Regions from separate parts of the Homo sapiens genome. Here all the other regions are linked to region 1. The links are chromatin contacts, found by Hi-C or POLR2A ChIA-PET in ENCODE. All regions are on one chromosome and are shown on one strand. The core of a region is the stretch at or near the end of the contact, and the rest is flanking DNA. Distances in the headings are between cores, read along the strand shown. Region 1 has its middle 260 kb from the start of LINC02290. Region 2 has its middle 17 kb from the start of LINC02324. Region 3 has its middle 53 kb from the start of LINC02324. Region 4 holds the start of LINC02324 (long intergenic non-protein coding RNA 2324).

The links. Hi-C counts contacts between places; a loop is a spot of excess contacts on that map. ChIA-PET counts read pairs that join two places held with the same protein, here RNA polymerase II (POLR2A). Pooled maps may share reads with other maps.
Region 2: a map of naive thymus-derived CD4-positive, alpha-beta T cell shows a loop between it and region 1 (2.5-fold over the local background). The contact joins two enhancer-like sites. A Hi-C loop is called at or near these places in 2 of 168 maps with a recorded cell type or tissue (PC-3 and naive thymus-derived CD4-positive, alpha-beta T cell) and 9 of 50 pooled maps. POLR2A ChIA-PET finds 5 or more read pairs at or near these places in 6 of 52 experiments (CD4-positive, alpha-beta T cell, CD4-positive, alpha-beta memory T cell, H1 and 3 more).
Region 3: a pooled map shows a loop between it and region 1 (4-fold over the local background). The contact joins two enhancer-like sites. A Hi-C loop is called at or near these places in 6 of 168 maps with a recorded cell type or tissue (HAP-1, HepG2, Ramos and 3 more), 1 of 37 single-sample maps with no recorded cell type and 9 of 50 pooled maps. POLR2A ChIA-PET finds 5 or more read pairs at or near these places in 3 of 52 experiments (CD4-positive, alpha-beta T cell, CD4-positive, alpha-beta memory T cell and activated B cell).
Region 4: a pooled map shows a loop between it and region 1 (3-fold over the local background). The contact joins the promoter of LINC02324 here to the enhancer-like site in region 1. A Hi-C loop is called at or near these places in 1 of 168 maps with a recorded cell type or tissue (PC-3) and 4 of 50 pooled maps. POLR2A ChIA-PET finds 5 or more read pairs at or near these places in 1 of 52 experiments (CD8-positive, alpha-beta memory T cell).

The regions. Positions count from the first base shown.
Region 1 is chr14:65,846,185-65,849,127 of GRCh38, reverse strand. No RefSeq gene overlaps it. Among named protein-coding and RNA genes, the nearest start is that of LINC02290, 260 kb to the left of the region's middle. Within about 2 kb of position 1,452, at least 5 of the 41 ENCODE cell types and tissues checked have a DNase peak (open chromatin) inside an H3K27ac peak, as active enhancers do; they include CD4-positive, alpha-beta T cell, where a contact is called at or near this core.
Region 2 is chr14:65,204,229-65,206,946 of GRCh38, reverse strand. No RefSeq gene overlaps it. Among named protein-coding and RNA genes, the nearest start is that of LINC02324, 17 kb to the left of the region's middle. RefSeq lists an enhancer at 1,806-1,915. Within about 2 kb of position 1,351, at least 7 of the 41 ENCODE cell types and tissues checked have a DNase peak (open chromatin) inside an H3K27ac peak, as active enhancers do; they include CD4-positive, alpha-beta T cell, where a contact is called at or near this core.
Region 3 is chr14:65,168,141-65,171,069 of GRCh38, reverse strand. No RefSeq gene overlaps it. Among named protein-coding and RNA genes, the nearest start is that of LINC02324, 53 kb to the left of the region's middle. RefSeq lists enhancers at 1-80, 101-160, 1,724-1,823. Within about 2 kb of position 1,396, at least 4 of the 41 ENCODE cell types and tissues checked have a DNase peak (open chromatin) inside an H3K27ac peak, as active enhancers do.
Region 4 is chr14:65,220,938-65,223,934 of GRCh38, reverse strand. LINC02324 (long intergenic non-protein coding RNA 2324) reads left to right here and starts at 1,588. Exons shown (of 4, transcript NR_103769.1): 1 at 1,588-1,716. RefSeq lists an enhancer at 1,116-1,255.

The sequences.
Region 1 (2,943 bases), core at 203-2,702:
CACAGTGTTGGAAGAGATGAACACAGATAGTAGTATTTCCAGACAGATTCACCAGGCATAACAAAGAAAACCCAAGAGCATAGACAATAGTAAAATACAGCCAAATCATTAGGAAGTCATGAGTTTTGAGTACCTATTAGCCTTGTTTTAAATGTAATTTATTGAAGTGTGAGGTTTTTTTTGTTTGTTTGTTTGTTTTTGAGACGGAGTCTCGCTCTGTCGCCCAGGCCGGACTGCGGACTGCAGTGGCGCAATCTCGGCTCACTGCAAGCTCCGCTTCCCGGGTTCACGCCATTCTCCTGCCTCAGCCTCCCGAGTAGCTGGGACTACAGGCACCCGCCACCACGCCCGGCTAATTTTTTGTATTTTTAGTAGAGACGGGGTTTCACCTTGTTAGCCAGGATGGTCTCGATCTCCTGACCTCATGATCCACCCGCCTCGGCCTCCCAAAGTGCTGGGATTACAGGCGTGAGCCACCGCGCCCGGCCGAAGTGTGAGTTTATATCATTTAATTTTGAATACTGATTCTGGTTCACAAAATGCCTGAATATTGAACAAACCTTTGCAGGCTTGTATGAGCCAGACCCCACATACCACTGTATCCACCAGAACAGAGGCTGAATTCAGGTGACAGAAACCAGGAGACCCACCAACTTTGGTGGGACCTGGACTCTTACGACTACATTCAAATAAATTAATCACTTTTCATAAAAATTGATATATCAAAAAAAAAAAAAAATGTCAAGGAACACCTAAAATGCACTTGGATGGCTTAGTCTACCATTTGAAACAAAACATTTGTCAAGCCTGTAATCCCAGCACTTTGGGAGGCCAAAGTGGGTGGATCACAAGGTCAGGAATTCAAGACCAGCCTGGCCAACATAGTGAAACCCTGTCTCTACTAAAAACACAAAAATTAGCCAGGCATGGTGGTATGCACCTATAGCCCCACCTACTCGGGAGGCTGAGCCTGGAGAATCACTTGTACCCAGGAGGCAGAGGTTGCAGTGAGCTGAGACCGTGCCATTGCACCTGGGTGACACAGTGAGACTCCATCTCAAAAAAAAGAAAAAAAAAAATTATCAGTAAATTTCTCGTATTGGCACAACATTGATATCTAAAGGCTTTCCATGAAATTCAATATGTAATAGAAATTACAGTACTGGAAAATTGTGCTCAAGTGACCAATTATTAATAGAACTCTAATTAATCTTAATTCAACTAAACTTAAAACCTTACGAGATTTTAAGAATAATAAAAAATTTTTTTAGGATCTCTTAACTTACATCTCATTCTCAATATTATTGACTAGGTTTTTTTTTTTAAACTATGCCTTTTCGATGTCTCTGAGAGTATCTGATTGTTGTTTTTGTACAAAGGGGAAAGGTAGGAGGCAGTTTCCTCTCCAGGAGATGTTGGGCACAGATATGTAATAACTAAACCACAAGGCAGAATTGTCTGTTGCTTTAGATTCTACGTATTTGAACTGTAAAGTGTCTTTCAACTCTGAACTCTGGGAATCTACATTTCTATCGGAAGGGCCAAGAAATGCCTTTCTGTCATGTGTGAGCTGGAAGAGTTTGCTTTGGAAACTCTTTCCATCAGTGATGAATTGTGCCTCCTCTGTGTGGTTCTACTGGGTGCTGGAGATGCACATACACAAGTCCATGGCAAGGTCTACAAAATTCTCATACACCAGGAGAAATTCACCCAAAGAGTTCATTTCAGCAGTGTTCATAATAGTTAAAAAACGAAAACAAATGCATGGTAAGGTACTGATAAGCTCAAAACAAGCACTGCCCTGGGCCTGCTTCCCACAATAGCCTCAAGGTCTTTCCTCTTCCGCTCAGTCATCCTCAGAGGTGGTAAGACTTGGTGAGAGATCTAGAAAGAAACCATCAGGTGAAGGCCGTGTTTTCTATGTCAGGAAACACGTGATGCACAGTCTCTTGGAGACAAAGTAGAAGTAGAAATGTCTCTGGGGACAAAGTAGAAGCTGGTGATATGAAGCAAGTCTCCAGGAATTATGTGCAAATGATGAATTTCCCAACCCTGTACCTGTAAGAACTTCAAAATTTCCTGGGCCAGGTGTGGCTAGGGAATTATTCAATTCCATAATTCCCATGTGGGTTCTGTTGTCTCCCCGCCCACACTTTCCTTGAGTCTGTCTTTTGCCTCTTCACTCACCACTGTCCACCCCCATTCCTGAGAAAAATTAGGTGTCCAAGTCCCTAAATCTGGTGCCACTTCCATTTCCACACATCCACCTTTGTTAAGTTCTGGCGAAGGAAATTACTTTAGATCTTTGTTCAAAAGTCATATATTTCAAATATAGTTTTACGTGGTGAAATTCTACCTTAAGCTGGCATTTATTTGACTCATTTTTCTAACAGAGCAAGGTCTGGTTCAAAACAGCAGAGTGAGCTGATTCTCAGCTAGTAATGGTTGCTAGGAAACCATTCTGTGGCAAATCAGAATCACATAAGCTCTGACTTCCCCATCTTGTGAACTCCTATAGAATTAATGCAGGCTCTACTCATTCAGTGATGAATCAGTACTGCCCAAGGATATCTCTTCTCTCTTACTGTTAAATTGTTATTTAATAATTAACTTTTATCTATAGTTTATGTCTTAGCTTTCCAGTTAGTTTTTAAACTTCAGAGGATGAGTCTTTTAGCCTGTGTATTTTGAGACCTCCACTTGCAAATGCCTAGTTGGCAGGGCTTAACCAATATGCACTGATTGTATTTGAAGGCAGGTGGTCATGTGGAAGAAACACTTCCAGATTGGAAAAAGAACAGTCTGGTACTTTCTACCAATAATTAAATGAGTTTTCAAAGCTATTTTCTTTCTTTGGCTTGTATGTCTGTTTTCTGCTCTTAAATTTGAGGCCACAGAAAACTTGGTGGAATATTCAAGAAATGGTTATATGAATTGATGCAA
Region 2 (2,718 bases), core at 102-2,601, 640 kb after region 1:
TACGCTTTAGTAGAGGCCGTATAGTGCAGTTAAGAGGAGGGGCTATAGGGCCATACTATCCTTGTGCAAGTCTATACACTAGCAATGGGACCCTGAGCACACTGCTTAATATCTCTATGATTCCTTGTTCCCATCCCTATGACTAGAGCTGTTCATTGCACCTTCTCATAGGATTTTCATGGGGTTAAATGAGTTAATACATTCAAAGGACCTAGAGCAGTGCCTGGAGAAAAAGGAGCTCCACAAGTATTAGCTATCATCATTCTAAAACTGAAATTTCAGTTAGTTCTCTTATTTTACTTTTGTGGTTAGAAGATGCAAATATCTACTCACCAGTTTAAACCCTGCACTGCTTGCTGAATATAAATATCCCCAATGCCTCACTTTTGGGTGAGTAATACCAGGTCAACTCACGCCTTCTTCCTCTCAAAAAAAAAAAAAAAGGAATAGCAGTGATACATGGTAAAAAGCCTACTCATACTATGATTCCAAAATGTGGGTATTGGTTTTGCATCTCATTTCCAGAATTAGAAAAAGTCTCCTCTGTATTTAGTTTTTATAAGTTCTCCTTTTTTTTTTTCCCATTTCAGTTTTAAGATGCGCTGTATTTTTCTTATTTTCAGGGTCCCGAAATCAGGATGGGTGTTTCAGTTGATGCATGCGTTTGATGTGGTTGTGTTTCTTTTCCTCCGCCTAAAAGCAGTTATTAAAATGATGGCGTTTGCAGATCTAGATTTGAAAGAAAAGAATAATGGTGCATCTTGCAATCAATAGTGTTTTAGAATCCAGGAAACACAGTAATAATACTCAACGAAAAAGTCAGTTCTAGGATGCCAGCTTCCGCATCCAGTGTCTTGTCCCCAGGAGCACGATGTTCCAAGGGTGGGGCTGTGTCCTGTTGTGCCTGCTGCAGCCATGCTTTCTTTCCTTTAGGATCAGTGTTGGTGGGGGCTTGGCCCAGGATTGGATGGTATCTTGTTTTGTTTTTTTGAGATAGAGTTTCACTCTCTCGCCCGGGCTGGAGTGCAGTGATCGCAGCCCACTACAGCCTCGAATTCCTGGGCTCAAGTGCCCTCCTGCCATGGCCTCCCAGTTCTGGGACTACAGGCATTAGCCCCTGTACCCAGCCATGGATGTTTTTTAAGTGTGCAAAGATTCCTCCTCATTCTTCAATTAAAAGCATAGTGAACCATCTGCTGGGCTGGGATTGGACTATGAGAGAGAAAAGCACTAAGACAAGCTGAAAACACAGGTGAAAGTAGCAAGCAGGCTCCCAAATAAAGAGCAGGCCCAGCTCTGCCAGTCAGCACGCGCACACACACACACACACACACACACACACACACACACGTTATGTTTTTGAGTCACGCCCCTTCCTTGTTCCACATGATTGGTCTACACTTCACACTTCCCCTATAATCTCAGTTTCTTTCACCTGGTTTCTTGCCCAAACAGCTTGTTGGGTTTAAGAAGGAGAAATCTATAAAAGAATTGAAGTCTCTTCAGGGAAGGGCCTAGCAGAGCAATTCTGGCTGTGGCAACTCCCCTGGGGTGGCTCCTCCCTAGCCATCTCCTGAGCACACAAGCAAGGACCCTTTCCTCTCAGCTGTCACTCTGGACATGTGTAATGATCCCAATACAGGAGACTCTGAGCCGCAGCCCCTAGGCCCACCTTACGTGTGAGAACTCTCCTGTGTGAGGCCGAGGCAAAGCTGCACGGGATCCTGAGAGAGCAGCAGCCAGAGCAGAAGCTGCAGGAGAGACTGGCACATGGAAGCCAGCCTGTCTCCACAGCCCATGTTCTTGTTTTGTTCTAACTCTACGTGCTTTGGTCGGTTTCCCCTACAACACAGCAGCAGCAGGTGGGCGCACAATGCAGGGACCGGCCCACCCTGACATGGCTGTGTTTGGCAGCCCTGCACACCCCCTTTTCTTTTTTTGCAGGAGTCAGGAGACTGGGGTGGAAGAGGTGGAGACCCAGTCATATCAGGCAAGGGAGGTCTGCACTGCGCTGCAGCCAGAAGGCTAACAGATCACATCCCCACTGTCCCTTCCCAGCTCTGCTCTCCTGCTCTGTGGAGCAGGCCTGGCTGGATACCCCACATGCTACTGCTCTGCATCCACCCCACCCCCACATTCACACTGAAGCCACAGTCCCCAGGCTTACTCCCAGCCAGTGCTGAGCAGGGGTGCAGGGGGTGGGCACTAAGCAGGCCATTTCTGCAAGATCCAGGACTCCTCCAAAGGGCAGCTTTGGCCCAGAGACTCCTCCTCCACCCAGCTGAACCTTTCTCAGAGCCGGGCTGCAGCCTAAGTCTCCCTACCTGTGCAGTAAAGAATTGAACCTTGCCCCTCAAAGAGGTCTAGTCTTTACCCTTGGCCCCCGGGAGGTCATCTTTGTTTGCCTGGGGGTCTTAGGCTGGCCAGATAGTAACAGTGTGACTTAGGGTGGGGAGTAGCCACACCAGAAAAGCCAACATTATGATTTGCATGGGGCTTGGGGTCACCAAGGTACCAACCAGGGCTCGAGTAAGCTTCCCTGCAGGGCACCCTTCAGATCCCCATCTCCTCACAGATACCTTGTTTATAAACCTCCACTAGCAGGATTCTGGAATTAAACACAGTAGCAGTTGATTGGCCCTTTGCAAATGAATTGAAATGGACCAATAAAAATGGAGAAATACACATACTCAGCAAATTATAGTAACATAGGCTTCA
Region 3 (2,929 bases), core at 147-2,646, 680 kb after region 1:
CAGCCACTTTCATCTCAGAAAAGGGGCCGGGAGATGACCTGGGTTATATAGAAGGAACTCAAGTCTTCTTGCCGCAGAAATGCCACTGGAAGGGATGGAGGAGAGAAAACCCGGTTGTATGATGTCTGCATTGCCCTCCTCGCTGGAACTCACCACAGGCTGGAGGTGCTTCCGGCAGAACCGAGCTCCGGGGAAAGCCTGTGATAAATCATCTCTGTCTTTACTAGCCAAGGGTTGCTATGGCAATAGGAATACACTGTAGGTTTTAAGAGATGTAATTTTCTGTGATTCACTGTATATTTTTAGCCATTTTTCCCTCTGTATTATCTCCCTGTGGTAATTGCCTATTAATGCTGGTCTGTACTAAGATTGGACTAAACGGTCGATTCTCAGAAGAGATGAAAACCCTGGAGCTCAGTAAGTACAAGGGGGTGATGGCCCATGAACTTAAGAGTAACCTGGTAGAACAACCAGATTAGTTCAGGACATGGATGAATTCACGTGGCCCATGCTACGTCTGTCTTGGGAGGAGAGTAAAGCAGAGTGAAGGGACCCAGCAATGTGGCTCTGGAGTTTTGGGAATGGGAAGCTGAGTCACACTACCCACTGAAATCCATATGCTCGAATGGTGTCAAGGGCAGGCCACAAAAGTCAGAAACGAGCATCCTGCGCAAGGGACACTAGGACCCAGGTTTCCAAACAAAGGAACTGTAAAAGCTTCTAACCTTTTGTTTTTTTTTTTGTTGTTGTTGTTGTTGTTTTTTTTTTGAGACAGAGTCTCGCTCTGTTGCCCAGGCTGGAGTGCAGTGGTGTGATCTCGGCCCATTGCAAGCTCCACCTCCCAGGTTCATGCCATTCTCCTGCCTCAGCCTCCCGAGCAGCTGGGACTACAGGCGCCCACCACCATGCCCGGCTAATTTCTTTGTGTGTTGTTTTTTTTTTTTTAGTAGAGACGGGGTTTCACCGTGTTAGCCAGGATGGTCTCGATCTCCCGACCTCGTGATTCACCTGCCTCGACCTCCCAAAGTGCTGGGATTACAGACATGAGCCACCGTGCCTGGCCTCTAACCTCTTTTAATTTAGTTCAAGTCTTCTATTGTTTCTTATCTTATCCTTCCTTCTTTATTCCTTTCTTCTTTCTTTCCTTGCTCTAATTTTACTTTTTTTTTTTTTTTTTTTAACCGTAAAATCAGGGGAGAGACTAAGAGGAGGTGAAAACAGAATGTATCTAGTTGCTATTGGTTCATAGTTGTATCAGGGGTCTTTCCATCCAGGCCACAGAAAATCCAGCCTAAACTGCTTAAGCAGAAAGAGAACTTACTCTTTCTCTAATAGCTGAAAAGTCCAGGGGCTTGGGTTTAGTCTCAGGCACAGTTGTATTCAGAAGGCCAGATGACATCATCAACATCTGGGCTGTCTGACACACCACTAAGTTTCACTGATATTTGGGCATTTGGGCTGCAATAACATGAAACTCAGCTAACAGAGGCTTCAACAAAGTGTGGTTTGTTTTTCTCACATAAGAAGTCCAGAGAGAGGTTTATTTTTCTCATTCAACAAGCAGCCCAGAATAGGCATAGATGACGTTACTATGCAGCAGCTCAGTAATGTCATCAAGAACCCAGCCTCCTTCTTCATTTCAGCTCTACTGTCTTCAGGGTCACAGGAGGACAGGTCCAGCTCTAGACATTCAAGGCAGAAAGAAGAGGCTAGCTAACTTCCGATTTTTTTTTTTTTTATCCAGAAAAGTAAATCAATCCCCAAAGTTCCCAGCTGACCTCTGCTTCCAGTTGATTGAATACATCAGTGCCATGAGGCCACTTTAGCCACAGAGGAGGCTGGGAAAGTACGTTTTTAAGCTTTTTTGGTCCCTGCAGTAGAAGCAGTGTTTTTTGTTTGGTTTGGTTTTGCCTCATATAACAGTCAAAGAACAAACCGTACCCAAGATTGTGAAAGGGTTCTGCCTCTTCCTTGCAGTCTGACCAGTCACTCCGTTGTCATATCCTAGCCAAGAAGGGAGAAGGTATAAGAGAAGGGCAAGAAGCTTTCTTTTAAGGATGCAATGCATAAGTTGCATTCATCACTTCTCTTCTGCCCATATGCTATTGGTCAGAACATAACCACATGATCACAACCAGCTGTAAGGGTGGCTGGGAAATGTAGTACTTGGGTAGCCATGTGCCCAGCTAAAACTTGAGGAGTTCTGTTAGTCACATGATGAAGAAGAGGGGTATTTTGAAACAACTAGCAATCTCCTCAGGTGTAGTTAGAGCTCCATGATGTGCTCACTTCACATTGCATGCCTGTATCAAAACATCTTATCTACCCCATAAATATATACACCTACTATATACCCACAAACATTTTTTAAAAATAAAATAAAACAAAAATAAATTAAAAAATAAAAAAGAGCAGTTATAGGAGAAAGGGTTTGGATGGCTATTAGATTCACTCATTCAAGGCCAAATATTTCTGCCTCTGCCACATTCTCAGAGAGGCTTACCTTTGTGCAGGTAAGACAGCTTCAGCATCACCAGCCTCACATTCTCCCTGGTCCAAGACCATTAGTAAAAGAGCTCAACATCTTCGCAGCTACCCTGGGCAGTCTCACCACATCTCCTTGGTTCTTACTGGGTCACCTGCCCATCATTAACTAAGGGGATGCAATGCAATACTCTGGTCATTCCTGAATGACTTGCTCCACAAAATCACCAAGATCTTTCTGGGCCTCAGTTTGCTCATCTGTAAACTAAACATAATAAAACCTACCTCACAGGGTTGGTGGGAGAGTGCTGCTGGGGGACTCAGGCTGAGCTGGGGGTCATTGTCCATACATGCATTTCAGTTTGCCTACTGACCAGACTCACCTTAACAATATCATTTCAAAAAACAAGACCCTCTAAAATCAAAGTAATCATCAGTGGATAGT
Region 4 (2,997 bases), core at 339-2,838, 630 kb after region 1:
TAGTTATCTAGTTAACAACCTTTTTTTTTTTTTTTTTTTTTTGAGACAGGATCTCACTCTGTTACTCACACTGAGTGCTGTGGAACAATCATGGCTCACTGCAGCATCAACTTCCGGGGCTCAAGCAATTCTCCTGCCTCAGCTTCCGGAGTAGCTGGGACTACAGACACACACCACCACACCCTACTAATTTTTTATTATTTGTAGAGATGAAATCTCACTATGTTTTCCAGGCTGGTCTCAAACTCCAGGACTCTAGTGATCCTCTCTCATCGGTCACCCAAAGTGCTGGAATTAGAGGTGTGAACCACTGTGCTCGGCCCCAGTAATTCTTACATTACCTTCTCTGTTCAAATAACAGATGGTGTTTTCTGTCCCCTGAGTGAGACACATCTCAATGAAAAAAAAAATGGAGAATTACAGTATCCCAGAGGACTTGCTGGGGTAAAGAATTAGTGAGGCCTCTAGCGAGGAAAGACTGGAGTAGTTGCTTAACGTTTTTTTTAAATTATTTATTTATTTATTTACTTATGTATTCATTTATTTCGGGATAGGGTCTCACTTTGTTGCCCAGGCTGTAGTGCAGTGTTGTCAACCCTGCTCACTGCAGACTCAAGCAGTCCTTTCACCTCAGCCTCCCAAGTAGCTGAGACTACAGGCATGTGCCACCAAGCTCAGCTAATTTTTGTATTTTTTGCAGGGACAAGTTTTTGCCGTGTTGCCCAGGCTGGTCTCAATCTCCTGAGCTTAAGTGACCCTCCTACCTCAGCCACCCAAAGTGCTAGGATTACAGGCGTGAGCCACTGTGCCTGTCCCGGTTTTTGAATCACAGAGCCCTTGGAGAAAGAGATGGAACAAAGGACTTTCTCTCTAGGAAATGTAAATGTCTATCGGCACATTGCCTACCTGCAACCCTTGCACTCAGTTACTCAATTTTAAGCGTTGGTGGACCCCAAAGCCCAGGTACTGATTCTTGTGGTAGAATGTTGGCTAGGTTGAGTCTCCATGTTGGAGGAAATCTAGTGGGCTCTCAGAGGCTGTTGCCTAAACCTAGGAAAAGTCGAACAAAAGATCTGTCAGTCCGGGGTTGCCAAGGAGCTGTCCTAGATTTTCAGACTCCCTGAATTTGAGTTAAATATCCTGACTGTAGACCTGCCAACCACCCTGGACTTGTAATTGCTCTTGCATCTGAGGCCTTAACAATGTGTCATATTCAACAACAACTATTTTACTCATGGGGGCCCCGCCAACAAGAATGAGCCTTCTGAAGCAGAGCCCTGTTTTCTAGGCCATCCTCCCCCAGAGGCCCCTGGCTGGCCCCAGGAGGCCCCAACCTTCTCTCCCAGTCCTTCAGTGCCACGTAGAGTGTAGTCCTCCTGGACAGAAAGGCGCGTCGCCATCTCCTGGCCGGCACTATTACTGCACGTCCATTTTCTAGAAAATTCCTGGCATCTGGGTTCTATGTAAACGTAAGAACTTTTCCTTTACTGTGAGTTAGCAATCCGGATGTGTTTTGTGGAAGATTATGCCCTAAGCCCTTAGAAGGGAGGACACTGAGTTTGGGAAAAGTCACTACCTCTGGGCTTCATTTTTTGCCCTAAGGCAATGAGGTTATCCTGATGCTGAGGAATCTATGGCAAATTTTCCTTTCTCCCTCAAACTATCCTGTCAACCTTTTCATATTAGAAGGCAGAGAATGGAAAATACACATACACAGTAAGTACCTGCTACATATCTTTATAGAGCTGTCCTATGTATATTTGTTTTTTGGTTCCATGTTGATCTTTTCTTATTAATTATTTTTTGTAGATACAGGGTCACTATGTTGTCCAGGCTGGTCTCAAACTCCTGAGCTCAAGCAATCTTCCCGTCTCGGCCTCCCAAAGTGCTGGGATTACAGGCGTGAGCCACTGTGCCCAGCCTCCATCTTGATCTTTTAAGTTATTTAGACATTGCTCAAGATATAAGACTGATTTTTCTCTCTATTGATTGAAAAAGGCTTTACTGTTTTATTCATTTATTCCACAAAAGGATTTATTCAATCAACTCAAAAATTGTTATGCACCAGGCACTTTTGAAGTACTAGGGATACAGCAATAAGCAAAACAGACACAAGCCATTCCCTCATGGAGCTTCTTCCCTAGTGGAGGAGATAGGCAATAAATAAAATGTGCAGCGTGTTGGCTGAAAGAGGATGTGGGCCAAGAGAAGATTTTTTGTCTATCTGTTTTGTTTTTTAAGATAGGAGAAATTACAGCACATTTGTCTGCAGAGGGGAATGATCCAGGAAAGTGGGAGAAATGATGATGCACAAGAGAGGAGGGACCGGTGGAGAGATGCCTCGAGGAGGTGAGGGGAGGTGGCATCTAGTGCACAAGTGGAGTGGGTGATGCAAATATTTATCAAGCCCCTGGCAGGTGTCAGAACCAGGGCTATGTGCCGGAGATCCAGCAGTGAAGAAAATGGACAGTAGCCCTGCCTTCTTGTAGATTTCACCCTAATTAGGAAGATGGACAATAAAAAGCAAACTAGGCTGGGTGCAGTGACTCATGCCTATAATCTCGGCACTTTGGGAGGCCAAAGTGGGCAGATCGCTTGAGGCCAGGAGTTCAAGACCAGCCTGGCCAACATGGCGAAACCCCATCCCTACTAAAAATACAAAAATTAGCTGGGCATGGTGGTGTGTGCCTGTAATTCCAGCTACTTGGGAGGCTGAGGCCTGAGAATCACTTCAACCTGGGAGGCGGAGGTTGCAGTGAGCTGAGAATGCGCCACTGCCCTCCAGCCTGGGTGACAGAGCAAGACTCCATCTCAAACAAACAAACAAAAAAACAAACTAATAAATGAGGCATAGTACTCATGGCTTGGGGTATGTGCTATGACAGAAACACAATAGACATGGAAATCCTCTTCGAGAAGTGTCATTTAGACTGAGTTTTAAAGTATAACAAGGAGATGTCCATGTGCAGAGCCCGAGGAAAGAGGATTTCAAGCAGA